Linked DNA regions of Homo sapiens: region 2 is linked to region 1. A link is a loop called in an ENCODE intact Hi-C map of the cell type or tissue named here. Cell type or tissue: ovary. All regions are shown on one strand. Links, peaks and the distances in the headings refer to the core of each region. The heading gives the core; the rest is flanking DNA.

What was found. A loop is a pair of places that touch in the nucleus more often than their neighbours do. Peaks named below come from ENCODE experiments on the same cell type or tissue, not always from the same donor. Only the 100,000 strongest peaks of a DNase experiment are listed, where the experiment ranks them.
Region 2: it touches region 1 in a loop (31-fold over the local background); 1 of 110 quality-filtered maps calls a loop at or near these places.

What each region holds. Positions count from the first base shown.
Region 1 is chr1:41,870,471-41,878,808 of GRCh38, reverse strand. All of the region lies in intron 1 of HIVEP3 (HIVEP zinc finger 3), which reads left to right. Among named protein-coding and RNA genes, the nearest start is that of HIVEP3, 44 kb to the left of the region's middle. In ovary, for the core only: no CTCF peak of the experiment used is centred there; a DNase peak (open chromatin) is centred at 3,521; H3K27ac peaks cover 311 bases.
Region 2 is chr1:42,099,914-42,108,251 of GRCh38, reverse strand. No RefSeq gene overlaps it. Among named protein-coding and RNA genes, the nearest start is that of GUCA2B, 49 kb to the left of the region's middle. In ovary, for the core only: no CTCF peak of the experiment used is centred there; no DNase peak of the experiment used is centred there.

The sequences.
Region 1 (8,338 bases), core at 262-8,261:
GAAGGGGAGGAAGAAAGGTAGGGAGTTAGGAAGAGAGGGAGGAGGAGGGAGGAAGAGAGGGAGGGAGGGGGGAAGGAGAGGAAGGAAGGGAGGGAGTTAGAAAGAGAGGGAGGAGGAGGGAGGAGGGAAGGGAGGGAGAGAGGAAGGAAGGAATTCTTTTGTACATACATTCAGGTTAGGCCAGTTCAGCTCCCACCCCTGCTGGTGGAATTTAGATCCCGTGATGTGAGTGTGGTGTTTTCTTCTCCTACCCTCTCCCCACCATCAATCTATATTTTATCACTTGCAAAGGTGGTTGTAAACTAAGACAAAATGACCAAATATCACACATTCAGATTTATGCTAATGAAATGTTTAGATATAATCTTACCCTTTTTTTCTTGTGAAATGATTGATTTCTGAGCCTTGGGGGTCTGGTTCCATTGAAATACAGCAGGACCCTCATATCCTTTTGGAGAGAATGAAGATGAACCCTTGCAGAATAGAACATCCTTAAAATTGGTAGCTAAGGCCAGGGTTTTTATGTGTTTTAGAGCAAAGTTTCGCAAATTGCTTGCTCTGTGGGAGAACAGACCTAAATTCTCCTCAGTGCCAACTCATGGTGCTTAATTCGTATTTGTGGATTGCTAGATGTGCAATTAATTAAAAAGCACTCTTAGTTGCGTGGTTCCAAAGAAACTTGCTAAGATACCCTGGTATATTTTACAAATAAAATTAGGCTTTGTAGGAGTTGTAAAATTATGTATGTATATTTCTTTAAATCTCATATGCAGGAATAGTGTTCTGAATCTGGTCCTGTTTCCTGTCTCCAATTTATGTCTTCATCCTTTCTCTATAGCAGTGCTGTTTCTTTGTAAGTGTAGTCCAGGACTAGTTTAGAAATCAGATATTTCTAAATTACCTGATTTAGATTATCTGATTTAAATTATCTGATTATCATTAAAAACAAATGATATTTGTTGAGTCTGTAGTCAGAAAATTCATTGATTTGGTTTCCAGGTTCTAGGTAATGAACATTAGAAAGATAAGATGAATCCCACCCATTTCCCCACCTTTTATTCTTAGCCTTATAAATATCTACTTAATAATATTATTTAATATGGGTCTCCTTTAACATGAACCATTGACCTATGAAACCCATATGAATTTTATTTTTACCTTTCACAACTGATAGGTAATTGCATATTTGGGATATGAGGGCATGAGATATTGTTGGGGGGTGTGAGAAATGGTTCTGAGGCCCAGAGGTAGAAATACACTTGGTATAGAGCACGAAATCCAACAGGAGTGACTCTGCAAATACAATCCTAGAATTCATTCACAAATATGGTTTTTGTATCTTCAAATAGCCTTCTATTGAAGGGAAATAGAATTCAGTTAAAATTGCTTGAATCAGGGTGTGAAAGGCTATGAGGAAGAATGGTGTTTTTGTCCAAAACCAAACTCAGAAATATCACAGCTTCAAAAGCCTGTCCTGCCTTCTGGCTGAGTGACAGCAGCAGCCTGAGTGGGGACTGGCCCTATTGGACATGTGTTCTCTCCCAGAAAGGAATTCCCCCTGCAGAGTCGTGAGGGGTCTGTTCCTCTGTTGTGTGAACCAGGCTGTCTTCTGGGGAGGGGTTTGGGTGTTGGCAGAGCTTGGGGAAAGGAGAATTCTGCCTGGAGTCTTAAATTAAGGTATTCTCCTGGATGAGTTTAATATTATTAACCAAAAAAGAAAGAAGAGTTTTAGGATTTAGCAGTGTGTGTATTCACTGGACTCAAAACCACAGTAACCTCTCAATGCACATGGCCTTCCCACTTCTTCAGTAAGGAAACTGAAACTCAGGAGGGGTTTAGGGCTTGGAGGGAGGACAGAGCAGGGCTTTGAACCCACGTCTGTAGAACGTGCTGAGTTTTCCTTTTGCTGTTTCCAGGCTGCACAGCAGATAATTTCTGTAATGATACTCATCTCAAAAAACCCAGTTAGAAAGTAGACAAGATGTAACATATTGTAGAAACATTTCTATCCTAAATGGATACATTTTATCAGGGTTAGTGTTTAGCTATTCAAAAAATGTGCTTGGCTGGAGTGGGATAGTTTTCCAAGTGCTGAATTTCAGTCTTACATTTAAGAGTGGCCAGATAACATTTAAAGAGACAATGCTGGGAGATAACATTTTAAAGGGAAAAGAGTCCTGGTTGGGGATTTAGGAGACCTGGGTTTAGTAATAATAACAATAGCAATAATAATAATAATAGATAATAATGATAGCAGTAATGTTTGTCAAGCATTGTCTATAGGCCAGGCACTGTTTTATTAACTTTACAAGTATTAATTCACTTAATTCTTATAAAGTCCTCTGAAACAGGTTCTATTATTATCTTTATTTTACAGATGAGGAAACTAAGGCACAGAGAGTTTAAGCAACTCGCTCAGAGTTTGACAGCTACCAAGCAGCAGAGTTGGGACTTGAACCCAGGCCCTGCAGTCTGACTGCAAAGCCGGTCTCTTCTCTGTCACTATCTTCACCTATCTCTTTGCCTCTCTAGGACCCAACACTGTGACTCCCAAAACATTGCTTAATCTGGGATATCATAGACTCAAAAATTTTAAAAACATTTTGGAGAATTATATCAGGTTATCATTTAAAAATTTTTGATGAATACCCCTTATTCTTACTATCCTTTCATAAAAGAAAAAAAAAAAAAACTTAACACTCTCCCCAACAAAGTAGAAGGAACATAATCTCAGATTATGAAGCAATCCTTCCCCAGAAAGGAGAGTTGTCCACTTTATAGGAACCCAAACCCAGTTGCTGTTTTGTAGATGTGACTAGAGTAGCTGTTGTATGTCAGGTGGAGAACAAGACAGACCTAGTTCGTACCCATGTGGAACTTGCATCCCGGTGGGGGAGAGAGTCATTTAAAAAGTAAACAAAAAATCACATAATTACAAATTTGTTAGGTGTTTGGAAAGAAATGAGCACAGTCCAGGGATAGAGAATAAAAATTCGTGGAGAGAAGAAGGTGCAGGGCATGTACCCTGCTAAGGCAAGGCTCTCCTAGAGGGGTGGGGACAGCCTGTACCAGTGACGGGGCACCTGCCAGGCACAGGGACAGCATGTGTGAGGCCCAGAGACAGGGCAGAGCCTGGGGTCATGAGTAAGGGAAAGGAGGCCCCACAGCTGCTGGAGTGTCCTGAAGCTCGGGGCACAAGAGGAGGCTGCAGAGAGCAGCCCTGTCTAGAGCAGCTCTCAAAAGTCAGCAAGGAGTTCTGATTTTTACTGGAGATGCCAGAGGAAACCATTGAGAGGTTTTAAGCCAGGGCATGACATGGTCTGACTTATATTTCATGGGATAGCTCTGTATGCTGCTGGGGACAGCAGATGAAGAGGGGCCAGAAGGGAAGCCAGGAACCCAGTTGGAAGGCTGTTTTGCAGCCCTTCAGGCCAGAGGCCGTGGCCAGGAGCAGGATGGATGGGGAGCTGGAGGGGAGCCATGGGAGTCAGTGTGTATCCTAGCAAACAGCACTCTCCAAGCGGGACAGTTCCCAGGCACCATCTACAAAGACAGGGTACAGGGGAGCCTCAAGGGCAGGGCTGGGGCTGAGAGCAGTAGAGCCTTAAAGGCTGAGGACAGGGGATGGTGCTGGAGCCCTGAAGGAAGGCGCTGCATTGCAGGCAGCAGCCAGGACCTTCGGGAGCAGCCCAAGCCAGGCTGGTATTCTGGCTCTCCCTCTCTTGCAGGGCAGAAGCCTATTTGCTGTTCTCTCCCCCGCTCCATCCCTCCCTGTGACCTGCCAAGGTTGTTCATTGATGTGGTCCTTCCAAGTGAGCCCTGGGCAGAGACAAGTGGCGAGGGCGGAAGGCAGATCTGGTGGGAGAAAGGACAGAGCCAGCACCAAGGCCAGCCCAAGTTGTGTGTGAGCAGCTGGGAGGATGCAAGCCCTTTTCCTGAGGTGGACACACTGGAGAAGGGAAAGGTAGCTGGGGAGGAGAATCCTTTCCTCAGGGACTGGCACTTGGAGACCGCTAACTAAATCCCTCAGGGCCTCTGTTTGTTTGTTTGCTTATTGTCTGTAAAATCAGCCATGGGACTGAGTGACTCCACAGTTCCTTCCAGCTGTTTTCTAATAGAATCCTATTGAGGGCTTACTTTCTGTACCGTGGAGTCTCTCTTTATCTTCTAGAATCCAGTCCTCCTCACCCGCTGCTCAGATACTGAAACAGAGAGGCCACGGTGAGGGAGGTGGTGGTGAGTTTGGTGGTGGCTTTCTGCAAGGGCAGGAAAGCGTTTGGCAGCTGCCCTGCTGCTGAAGTCCACATTTCGAACCTTAGACACTGTGAATCTCCTAGAATACTGTCTCTGAAGCCCCAGGTGGTAGACATACCAGGCCCAGGAAGAGGAAGACTTTTCTCTTGACAGGTTTATGTGCTAGCCAGCTAAGCCTAACTCAAGCAGAATTCTCCAAATGAAAGGAAATCAGTGGGCAATCTTCATGCCTTTATTTTGCTTTCCAGACGAACATGAACATCCCAAGTGAAATCCCAGCAAGTAAATGCATTTCCTCTCCCCTCTCTTGGCTCCTTTTAAAAACCCAGTGAATAAGAATAAAAAATGCAAATAGGCACTTCTGTGATCTAGTTCATTTCAATGATAAGGGAACTTTAAGGCAGTTAACTATATTTCTGATTGCTTTCTAAGACAAGAAGGAATGGTTTCAGTGAAGCCAAGGGAAGTCTGCTCTACACAGGAGTCATTATGAACTCAGGTGGGTGAGAGATGGCTGTGCTGGCCCAGCAGACACTGGGGATACTGCCCCTTCCTGGAGCAGAGTTGACAGTGTGGAGGAGAAGGGAAGCGAGGGTGGGAAGGAGGGCCTGCAGCTTCTTCCTGACCCCAGAATGAAGCAAGTACAAGGCTGCCTGGGCCAGTTGCTTTGAGAAGCTTCTCCACCTTCTGGGAGAGGGGTTCCTTATTTCCCCTAGACCCCATGGTTTGGTCTCTTGAATCCCACTCTTGAATTCACTTTAAAGCTTCAAAGCTCTGGGATTCTCTGATATGAGGAATTCTAATCCTCCTCCTTCCCTCTGTCCTTTTTTCCCTCCTTCTTCCTTTCTGAAGGTAGTGAGGTATTCTGGAAGAGAGTTAAAGAGAATTGATTCTCCCTCAGAAACCAAGATAAAGCCAGTGTGAAAAACACAAGTCAGCGAGAATACAGAAAACCTAAATTTATCTAATTTCAGCTTAGTGTCTTGGGAAGTTATCTCATGTAAAAGTATCATTACCTCTGAAATAATGTAGATCAGTGGTTGTTTTGTAAACATATAGGTTTTTGTAGTTTCCATACTAATTATATGACATGACATTAAATGATGCTTGTCCTGGCCTTAGCTGAGGCCCAAAGCTGAGAACAGTGGGTGCCGGGATCCCCCAAATTCTAAAAGGACATGCTAGGTTATCGGTGCCTGGGCCAGCTGAGTGCATGTCCCCGGGGCCTAGTGGTACCCCCAAGTCCTGTCTCTCCTAGAAAATTCTGCTGGCAACAGGTTAATCAGGACTACCTCTGAAGGCAGATGAAGAGAGGAGCACCGAAGGGGCTGCACGTCCACTGAAGGTGGGGTGAAGGTGGCCATTTTCCTGTGGGTGAAGTAAACACCAGGGGAGGCATCTGGCTAGAGCAGTCCTGAGCAGACCCTGCCTGGGAAGCCGCCTGCCAGCCCCTTCAGCAAAGCAGCCCCCATGTGCTTTCAGATGCACTACATTTTCTTTCGTCTCGTTTCCTCTTTTCCTTATAAAATCCAGTAAGTCCTTTAATAGTAAATCAGTTGATCATTTCTGTTATTCAGGATAAATCTGGCATTTTCCTAGAAAGTTAAACATGCACAGCATATGACCCAGTGATTTTACTCCTAGGTATTTACTCAAGAGAAGTGAACACATATGTTGGTGGAAGACTTGTACGTGGATGTTCATAAGAGCTTTATTCAAAACAGTCCAAGACTAAAAGCAGCCCAAATACCCATCAACTGGGGAATGGATAAGCAACTTGCAGTCCACCCAAATAGATATTATTCAGTAATAAAAAGGAACAAACTACCGACACATGCAAAAACATGCATGGATTTTCAAAGCATTAGACTGAAAGAAGCCAGATATCAACAAGTATATATATATTGTACAATTCCATTTACATGAAATCCTAGAATAGGCAAAACTAATCTATAGGGGGAATGTCAAAACTATGGTTGCCTTGGGGTGGGATAGAGGGAGATAAGAGCAGGGATTAACCGAGAAAGAGTGTGTTAAAGCAAACTGCATATGGCCTGAGAAGGACTCCGTACTTCTATATTTGAGTTCTTGTGGATGAATTGCAACCTAGCTTAATAGGTAGACAAGATTTAGGAGTATGTGCCTGTAACAATAGCTGGGTCTTGGCCAATCCCTGTGGCCATACTTCAACCATTTATAAACTGCTAAGTGTTCAAACTGTGTTCAAATAAGGCAAATGCCAACTTGTAACCAATCCCGCCACTCTGTACCTCACTTCCGTTTTCTGTACTATGTCATTTCCCTTTCTTTTGTCTGTAAATCTTCTTCCACCACATGGCTGCATTGGAGTCTTTGTGAACCTGCTGTGATTCTGGGGGCTGCCTGATTTGCGAGTCATTCATTTCTCAATTAAACTCCTTTAAATTTAATTCGGCTGAAGTTTTTCTTTTATCAAGGATGAGGGAACTTTCTGGCATTATGGAAGTTTTTATATCTTGATTAGGGTAGTGGTTACTTGGGTATATACATTTGTCAAAACCCACTGTTCACTTGAAATGGTTGCATTTTACTGTATATAAATTATACCTCAATACAACTTATTTTTATAAGGAAAACTAACATATAAAATAAAAGTTTTCTTTAAAAAATGACTCAGTATAAAGAGATCTGGTGGTCTTGGGCTCATCAATGTGGCCAAGGTTTTGCATTATCAGCAGCTGAGGATTTTGAGCTTCTTGACGTAGCCCTATTCTTGTCTTTTATCTACGGGTTCCTGTTAACTCATTGAAGGTTGTTCTATGAAATCATTGATAAGACATTTGAACTGATTTAATTGTCGAGTAACGCACAGATTCTTGGATAATGTTTCACGTAGATAGTGAAATTATCCTGCTATCTGGTTATTTCAGCAGATCAACCTGATCCCACCCTCTGTGGAAACATGTTCATCATCTTATTCATTACCAGGAGAATTCTGAATCTACATTTTCATTGTTCACTTACTGTTTAAAGATCTCAGAGATAATTGTGTATAATTAATTTCAGTTCCATGAAGCAACTCCTGTTCACTTCTGCATTTTATTCTTCTGGGGCTAGCACATATGCTAGATAATATACTTTAGAATATGCAGGGGTTTTTTTTTTTTTAGCTTTAAATGGTATTCATTGTAAATTAACACAGTGAACATTTTCTAAGCTTTAAATGCATGTTCGTCATTGTGCTGGGCACTGTGGGGTGTATAAAATCAAATCCCAGACTCCAGTCCTGGAGAAACCTTGAGGGTTTGTTTGACCTGGCCCTTAATTTCAGATGGATAAGGCATCATCACCTCTATAGGTAAAGCAGTAAGTCTGGAAGTTGGAGTAGATAACCCATCCAGCCACCTGCCTTTGAATTACTTCATTTTGTAATAGGAAATCTTGGAGATTTGGTCTGAGTGGTTTGTGAATTTAGTGACAGTATGTCCAAGTCCTTGGTTTTAACCCATCTTGTTCCCATTCTTCCAGAAAATAAAAACAACTGACATTTAGTGAGTACTTAGCACGTGCCAGGCACTGTTCTAAGCAGTTCACGTGTCGTAATCCATTTACTTGTTAATGAAATTATCTGAAGCTGATATTCTTATTCTCAATTTACAGATTTGAAAACTGGAAGACAGAGAGGTTAAGTTGCTTGCCCAGAGTCACATAGCTGGTCAGTGGAGGGGTCAAGACCCTAACCCAGATAGCCTGACTCTATCCACACTCCCCTCAGCGATGACCCTATGCTGCTTCTGCCAGTCCCAGGATAACACCTGCAGGTTCTGTCCTCTCAGGGAGAGTAACTTTCTTCCTGTTGTCTTACATCTTATTGTTTTCACTTACTAGTAGATTAATAAATAAAACAATTTCGTTTGTTAAATTTAAAAGTCATATTGATTGTAACATCAATTATCCCTGTGTAAAGTAGACAGCAGGGTGCATTTTGGAATTTTAGAATATGAATGGAGCTTTCAAATGCTTTAATTCATTCATTTGTACGTTCACCCGGCCAGTATGGACAGGATGCCTACCATGTTGCACGTACTGTGTCAGGCGCTGGGAA
Region 2 (8,338 bases), core at 106-8,105, 230 kb before region 1:
AATTCCCACCTTTATTAGTCAGGATACAAGTTTGGGGGCTGTAATAAAGAAAGGTCAAAATACAGTGGCTTAAAGGAAGATTTTTTCTTTCCTGTGTGAAAATATGAGTAGATGGCCCAGAGCTAGTATGGTGATTCTGTAGTGTTGAGGATCTGAGATGTCTTGCTTCTCTGCCATCCTCAACATTCAGATTCCATGTCATCCTCCATGGTGGCTGCACGTTTCAGCCATTGCATCCATAGTTTAGCTGGCACAGGGCCTACTGCATCTAGTAGTCTATCTAGCACAGGGGAAGGGGAAGGAATGCTTCTTCCCTTCTATAGCACAACGTGGAAATCACACACTCCTCTTACACTTATGTCTGGCTATGTATATGGTCAGATCTTAGTCACACAGCCACACACCCAGTTTGAAGAGAGTCTAGGGAATGTCCCTTTAGTTGAGTGAACATTTGCCCAGCTAAAATGTATATTGGTATGGAGGAAGGGGGAATTGGATTAAAGAGGGGGACTAGCAGTCTCTGTCCCATCATTGAACTTAATAACAGAGGCCCGGTGCAGTGGCTCAAGACTGTAATCCTCCCAGCACTTTGGGAGGCCGAGGCGAGTGGATCACCTGAGATCATGAGTTCGAGACCAGCCTGCCCAACATGGTGAAACCCCATCTCTACTAAAAATACAAAAAAAAAAAAAAAACTATCTGGGTGTGGTGGCAGGAGCCTGTAATCCCAGCTACTTGGGAGGCTGAGGCAGGAGAATTGCTTGAACCCAGGAGGCCGAGGTTGCAGTGAGCTGAGACTGCGTAATTGCACTCCAGCCTGGGCAACAAGAACGAAACTCCGTCTCAAAAAACAAAACAAAACAGCAGAACAAAACCACCAATTAGAGTTGCTAACATTAAAGTGATTGCATCCAATGTTGGTGAGTATGTGGGTAAGCTGGTCCCCTCATACAATATTGACAGGAGTGTAAATTGATGTAAGCTTCTTAGAGGGAAATTTGGCAGCATCAGTCACTCTTTAAGATGTGCATGCTCTCTGTCCCAGCAATTGCACTTCTAGAAATTTATCCTACAGAAGCATCCTGCAACATGCTTAAGTATTTATCTATAAAGACGTTCATGGAAACATTGTTAGTGATAGCAAATGACCAGAAAGTCCTTAAATACCCATCAAGAGGGAGCAAGTTTATTTTATTTTACTTTTGAGACAGGGTCTTGCTCTGTTGCCCAGGCTGGAGTGCAGTGGGGCAATCATGGCTCACTGCAGCCTTGACCTCCTGGATTCAAGTGATCCTCCCACCTCAGCCTCCCAGGTAGCTGGGACGACTACAGTTGTGCGCCACCATGCCTGGCTAATTTTTTAAAATTTTTTTATTGTAGAGATGGGGTTTCCCCATGTTGCCCAGGCTGGTCTCAAACTCCTGGGCTCAAGCCATTCACCTGCGTTGGCTTCCCAAAGTGCTGGGATTACAGGTGTGAGCCACTGTGCCCAGCTAACAGGGAGCAAATTTAGAAAGTTATGGTGCATGTACATAATAGAATGGTATACAATTATTGAAAAGAAAAAAGTAGATCAATATATACTGATACAGAATATGTCCAAGCGATATGAATTAAAAAAGCAAGTTTGAGAATAGTACACATAGAAATGTTCCATTTTTGTGAAAAAATATGCACGTATATGTTTGCATATATACCCACGTATGTTTGTATATGCATAGAAAAATGTGAAAGGGTGTAGTCTGCAGTGTTAGCTGTAATTCCAGGCTGTGGAATTACAAGCTGGGTGGCGTAGTTTTCACTTTTGATTTTATACACATCTGTAATGTTTGGGATGTTGCATGAATACGCATCCCTTTTGTAGTAAAATATACAAATTTGAGGAAAATTAATTTAAAAAAGATAAAGCATTAAACCATGAAATGTCGTTGCAGGAAAATGTAACTAAGTGCAAAAAGTTTGGGATATCTCAAATGCCACAGGAGTTAGGGTGAGGGGAGATCAATCAGCATTGAAGAGGTAGAAGGAGGCTTTCTGAAGAGGCAAAGAGAACAGAATTACATGAAAAGGACAGAATATAGGATTCTGTACACAGTGTGATGCTAGTGAGGATGTGTGCGTCCAAGTAGATAGATGCATATAAATAAACACAACAGTGGTACCCCAAAATGTGATTAACAGTGTTATTAAATGCTATTAGCTCTCTGTGAGATATGTGTTTTAATTTTCTTAAAGAACACTCTTGATTTTATAATTTTTTTAACCAAAAAATTAAAAATAAAAGACTCAGTGATGTTTGTACAGGTGGGAAAGGATGAAAGGAGCTTCTGTTTGTAGAGCAGGCAGACAGGTGGATGTGTGAGACTCTTTAGATGAGTCTCTAGCGGAGGTCAGGAAGACACCACTTCTCCATCAGTCCTTCACACGCCCAGATGCAGGGTGGGAGAGTTGCGATTAGGACTTATTGGCCACTCCTGAGTCAGGTGCTTTGCCTCTTAACTCACTGAATCCTTAGTATGTTCCTGCCCCTGAAGAACATAATTATCTCCAGGATGGGAGCAGGAGTTATAGGAAGGCATATTCTAGCTTGCTGTGAGGGCAACAACCTATTAAATTGGATTTTTTAAAAAATTATACTTTAAATTCTGGGATACATGTGCAGAATGTGCAGGTTTGTTATATAAGTATACATGTGCCATGGTGGTTTGCTGCACCCATCAACCTGTCATCTACATTAGGTGTTTCTCCTAATGCTATCCCTCCCCTAGCCACCCACCCCCTGACAGGCTCCAGTGTGTGATGTTCACCTCCCTGTGTCCATGTGTTAAAGTCATGCACCGGCCAGTCCAACATGTTCATTTTCAAAGGTGATATAAAAATTTTGGCTCAATGACTTTAAATGCTACCACTCACCTCAAGGGTAGTAAGAGGCCAGGTTGTGTAACCATTGGTGGAGAGGACTTTTGGAGAGAACTATAAGTGTGCTCCAAAGTCCCCCAACCCCAACACAAAGGGGAGAGAGTGGGGGCAGTGATGTACCAAAGGGTGGGGCAGGAAGAGTCTGTCCCAGCAGGGGGAGGTACTTTGTCACAGACACTGTTTAGTATTGCCAGAGCATGTTGATCATAAAAATTAGACCAGCATTTAGCTGGTTTCACTATGATTTAAAAATTCTCTGCAACACTGCACCTCCTCACTGCCTGTACCCAGGGCAGAATGCTCCCATCACCCCTGAACCTTAGGATGCTGCTGGAGGGATGAATCTTTGTCTTCCATAAGTCAAGAGAGAAATGCTATTTTCTTTCTTCTCCATTATAAGAGAAACTTATGCATCTGCAGTTTGAGAGGGGAGAAGGGCTGTGAACTGGGGTCTGATTCCCATCTGAGAAATCTGAAGCAGGTCAGGCTGGCCAGCTGCCAGTGGGTAAGTGGAAAAAGAGGAGGGTGTGTTGGGGGAATCCTACAGCCCCAGAATGTCAGGGCAGAGGATGCTGAAGTGTTTTGCATAGACCAGTTTCTGGCCATATGCACAAAAAGCCTTGGGTGGAGTCACAACAGGTCCCCAGCCTCCACCTCCCCTGGGAAGGTTGGCTGGAGGGGCAAACATGCAGCAAGATGCTTGTACCAAGAGAATCACTCAGTGATGGGTGAGTGGCTAGCCCTAAAGAAACCACAGAAGCACCCATGGAAAGGAAGGGTCAACTCTAAACACCTGCCAGACCCAGGGAGCCCAAAGCCAGCAAAAAACAGTACCCAGCACCTAAGAACTTTCCTGTCTCGGGTGGGGGGCATCAGTATTAGCCAGCCAGTGGGCGAGGGAGGAAGAGGGAAAGAAGCCTGGTTGGGTTTTCCACCTGGGCCTGGTCTGAGCTCAGCAGAGGGGCAGTGAAGAGCTGTAATGTTGAATGGATTTGGGAGAGTTGACAGCTACCTGAGATTGGACACCCTCATGACTGACTGGAGGACTTGTATCACCCAAAAGTGGCTAGAAAAGTCAAAGGAGGACCTGAAGAGTGGAAGACAAAAAGACAGGTGCTTTGGACCATGAGTCCTACTTGTTCAACACACTGTTACATAGAGAACTTCCTAAAAATTAGAGCTCATTACCCCATTAGGCTCTTAGTGCCAAAAGGGCAAGACTGGCATCCATCTTGTTCCTTGCATCTTCAACACCTGGCACAGTGCCTGGCATATACCACGCAGTCTATAAGTAGCCCTTGAATGAATTAATACATCTTAATCAAGCTAGGTGGGCTGTACTATGAAGGGGTGAGCTTCCTGTGACAAGGAGGATGGAAGTAGGTGGTCCCAGAGGTGGACTCGCAGAGGGTCTCGCTTTGTCTGGAAGATTGGCTACGTGGTGCCTACATTTCCTTTCTGCCCACTGTTTTCATGGCTTTATGCTCTAGCATGGTTTCCCTACCTTATCTATAAAGAGTTAACACCAAAAGCCAAGATAAGGCCAGGCTTTAGAAAAGGTGTGCTTTTTTGTTTCTGCTTTTGATTTTTCCAAAAATGAAATTAACGAGCAAAGTACAAATCTTTGTGCTAAGTATTTACATGTATTTTCTCTTCTCTGAAATAAATCTGAAAGGCAGATACTATTTTTAACCCTCATCCTGAGAGAGGTTGAATAATTTACTCAAGGCTACCACTTAAGCTAGCAAGTTGCCAAGATGGGATTCAAATGTAGGATGCTTTTTTTTTTTTTTTTTTTTGGAGGTGAAGTTATGTGATTTTCTTTCCTTATTCATGAGGTGAGACACTTTCTCAGGCTTTTGGATTCACATGGCTTAGGGGAAAACCATGCGTGGTTTTAGGATTAAAGGGGCAGAATTTGAGAGGCAAGGGGCCATATATTCAGAGTGCTTTGGGTCCAAGAAGAGGAAAGGGGTAGAAGGATTACAATATGGAGCCCCTCACCTGTCTTTGCAGGTAGCGGTGGGGCACACTGAGCAGCTGCAGACTTGGGATGAGGAGCCAAAGCCCATGGATCTCAGTGGGTTTTGAGGAGCTGATCAGTGGGTTTCTCTAGACCCCAGAATGCACATCAGTGGATACCAGGGCCACACTACTTGGATGGACTTAGCTTGAAGATGCCATCAGAGTCGAATATATCTACTTTAATTTTTCAAGCTATTTAATTGAAGTATAACATACCACATGAAAGAGCAGAAGTCATAAGTTCACAGTGCAGTGACATCTTCCAAAATGAAAACTTCTGTTCGGACACCATCCAGGTCAAAAAACATAATGTTAAGACCACTCCAGACCCCCAGCTCCTTGTGTCTCCAGCCAGTCCCAAACCCTCACCCCAAAGGCAGCTACTATTCTGCTTTCTAACACCATAGAAATCTTTGTCTAGTTTTGAAATTGAATCAATGGAACCAAACTGTGTGTTCTGTGTCTGATTTCTTTTGGTCAGCATTACATCTGTGAGATTTGTTTATGCTCTTGCATGTAGTTTACTCTTTTTCATTGCTGTATATTATTCCATTGTAGAACTTCACCATGGTTTATTTATTTCTTTTGCTATTAACAGACATTTTTTTTTCCAGTTTGGGGTGATAACAAGTGATGATGCTATAGATTTCTTATATATGTCTTTTTGTGCATATATGCACACATTTCTCTTGGAACTATACTTGGGATTATTGGATCCTATGATATGCATATGTTCAACTTTGCCAGATCCTGCTAAACCATTTTTGAAGGTGAATGTACAATTGTCCCCACTCACCAGCGGCATAGAAAGTTCTAGGTTTTTTTTTCACATCTTTGCCAATACTTGGTAATACCAGTTCTTTTAATTTTAACTATACTGATGAGCATGTAGTAGTAATTCATTTTGGGTTTATTTTGCATTTCTTAGATGACTAAAGCTGTTGAACATCTTTTCATAGGTTTCTTGGGGGCCATTTGAAATTATCCTTGTTTGTGAAGTGCCTATTCAAGTCTCTTGCCCATTTTTCTATTATATTGTCTGTCTTTTTTCTTACTGATTTGTAGGGACTTTTAATATACATGACTGTGAGCTCTTTATCAGCTCTCTTTTGTAAATACCTCCCACTCCATGGCTTCTCATTCCCTTAATGGCATGTTTTGAAGAAAGAAAGTTATTCATTTTAGCATAGTCCAATTTATCAATCTTTTGGTCATAAAGATCTTGTCCTATGTCATTTTCTAAGAAGGCGTTCTTCTCCCTATTGGGTGGTATTGGCAGCTTTGTCTTAAATCTAGCATCCATATGTGCACGAATTTGTTTATAGATAGTTTATGTTTGGTCTATTTGTCTATGTTTATTTTCCAATGCCACACTGTCCTATTTCCTGTACCTTTATAATAAGTTTCATTATCTGATAGCATACATCCTTTAGCTCTGCTCTTCTTTCTCTTCAAAATTGCCTTGACTCTTTGCATTTCAATAAAAATTTAGAGTCTGCCTGTCAATTTCCACAAAAATCAAAACCATCTGGGGATTTTATTGGGATCATTTTGAATCTATAGAGGGAGAGTGAACATCTTAACAATATTGTCTAATCATGAATATATTATATTTCTCCATTTATTTATTCAGTCTTTAACATATTTCAACAATATTTTTGAGTTTTTGGGTTGAGGTCTTACACATCTATTTTGAATCGAATTCTAGGTTGATTTGTTTTGTGATGCTATTGTAAATAGTATTTTTCTTAACTTTTTTTTTTTTTTAAATTATACTTTAAGTTTTAGGGTACATGTGCACAACGTGCAGGTTTGTTACATATATATACATGTGCCATGTTGGTGTGCTGCACCCATTAACTCGTCATTTAACATTTTATTTTCTAAAGGCTTGTTGCTGGTATATATAAATAAAATTTAAAAAACATATTGATTTTGTATGCACTGGCCTTGCTAAATTCACTATTTTTCTCTATCATTCAGTCATTTAATGACTTTATTTTAATTGTGGTAAAATACATATAACACGCAATATACTATCTTAACTACTTTAAGCTTAACTATCTTTAAGCGTGCAGTTTAGTGGCAGTAAGCACATTCCCATTGTTGTATCTTCACCACCATTCATCCACAGAACTCTTTTTGTCTTGTAAAACTGAAATTATGTACCTATTAAACTCATTTATTCATTTTGAACTGAGACATAATTCACATACCATAAAATTTACCCTTTATAAGTGTACAATTCAGTGGTTTTTTTTTTAAACCACTGATATTTGTTTTTTTCCAATTTGGGCTGAATGGAGAAAACTTTGTGAATGGTTTCACAAAGTTATGCAACCATTATCTAATTCCAGAGATGTTCAACTCTCCAAAAATAAACCCGTTCTCATTAGCAGTCACTCCCAATTCCCCTCTCCCCTCCTCCCTTCTTTATTTTTATCCTGTTTATCTTTGTATCTGTTCTTACACCAGCACTGCACTGTCTTGGCTCATTTGAAATTGAGAAGCGTGAGTCCTCTGAACTTGCTTTTCTTTTTCAAGATTGTTTTGGTTATTCTGCAGCCCTTATATTTCCATATAAATTTAGGATCAGTTTTCAATGTCTTCAAAAAAGACAACTGGAATTTGGTAGAGATTGCATTGAATCTGTAGATCAATTTGGGAAATATTGCCATCTTAATAATATTAAAGCTTCCCATCCTGTAACATGGGATGCCATTCCATTTATTTAGATCTTTAATTTCTTTCAATGATCTTTTGTAACTTTTATCATATAAATATTATACTTCTTTTACTGAATTTATTTCTAATTGTTTTATTCATTCTGATGTAATTATAAATAGATTTGTTTTCTTAATTTCCTTTTTGGATTTTTTTGTTGCTGATGTGTGGAAATAAAGTTAATTTCACTATATTGATCTTGTGTCCTGCAACCTTGCTGAATTTGTTTTTTAGCTCTATTTGCTTTTTAGTGGCTTCCTTAAAATTTTCTGTCTATAGAATAACGTCATCTATGAATACAGAGAGTTTTATGTCTTTTCCAATGTGAATTTAAAAAATTTCTTTCCATTGACTATTGCCATAGTTAGAATCTCCAGTGAAATGTTGAGTAGAAGTGGTGACAGTGGACATCCTATGTCTTGTTTTTGATCTCAGGAGGATAACTTACAGTCTTTTGCTATTAAGTATGATGTTAGTTGTGGGTTTTCGTAGTCAACTTTTTTCAGGTTGAGGAAGTTCCCTTCTATTCTTAGTTTGCTTAGTGTTTTTTTAATCATGAAAAGGTGTTGAGTTTTGTCAATGCTTTTTCTGCATCTATTGAGATGATCATGAGGTTTTTATCCTTTATTCCATTAATATGGTGCATGACATTGATTGATTTTTATATGTT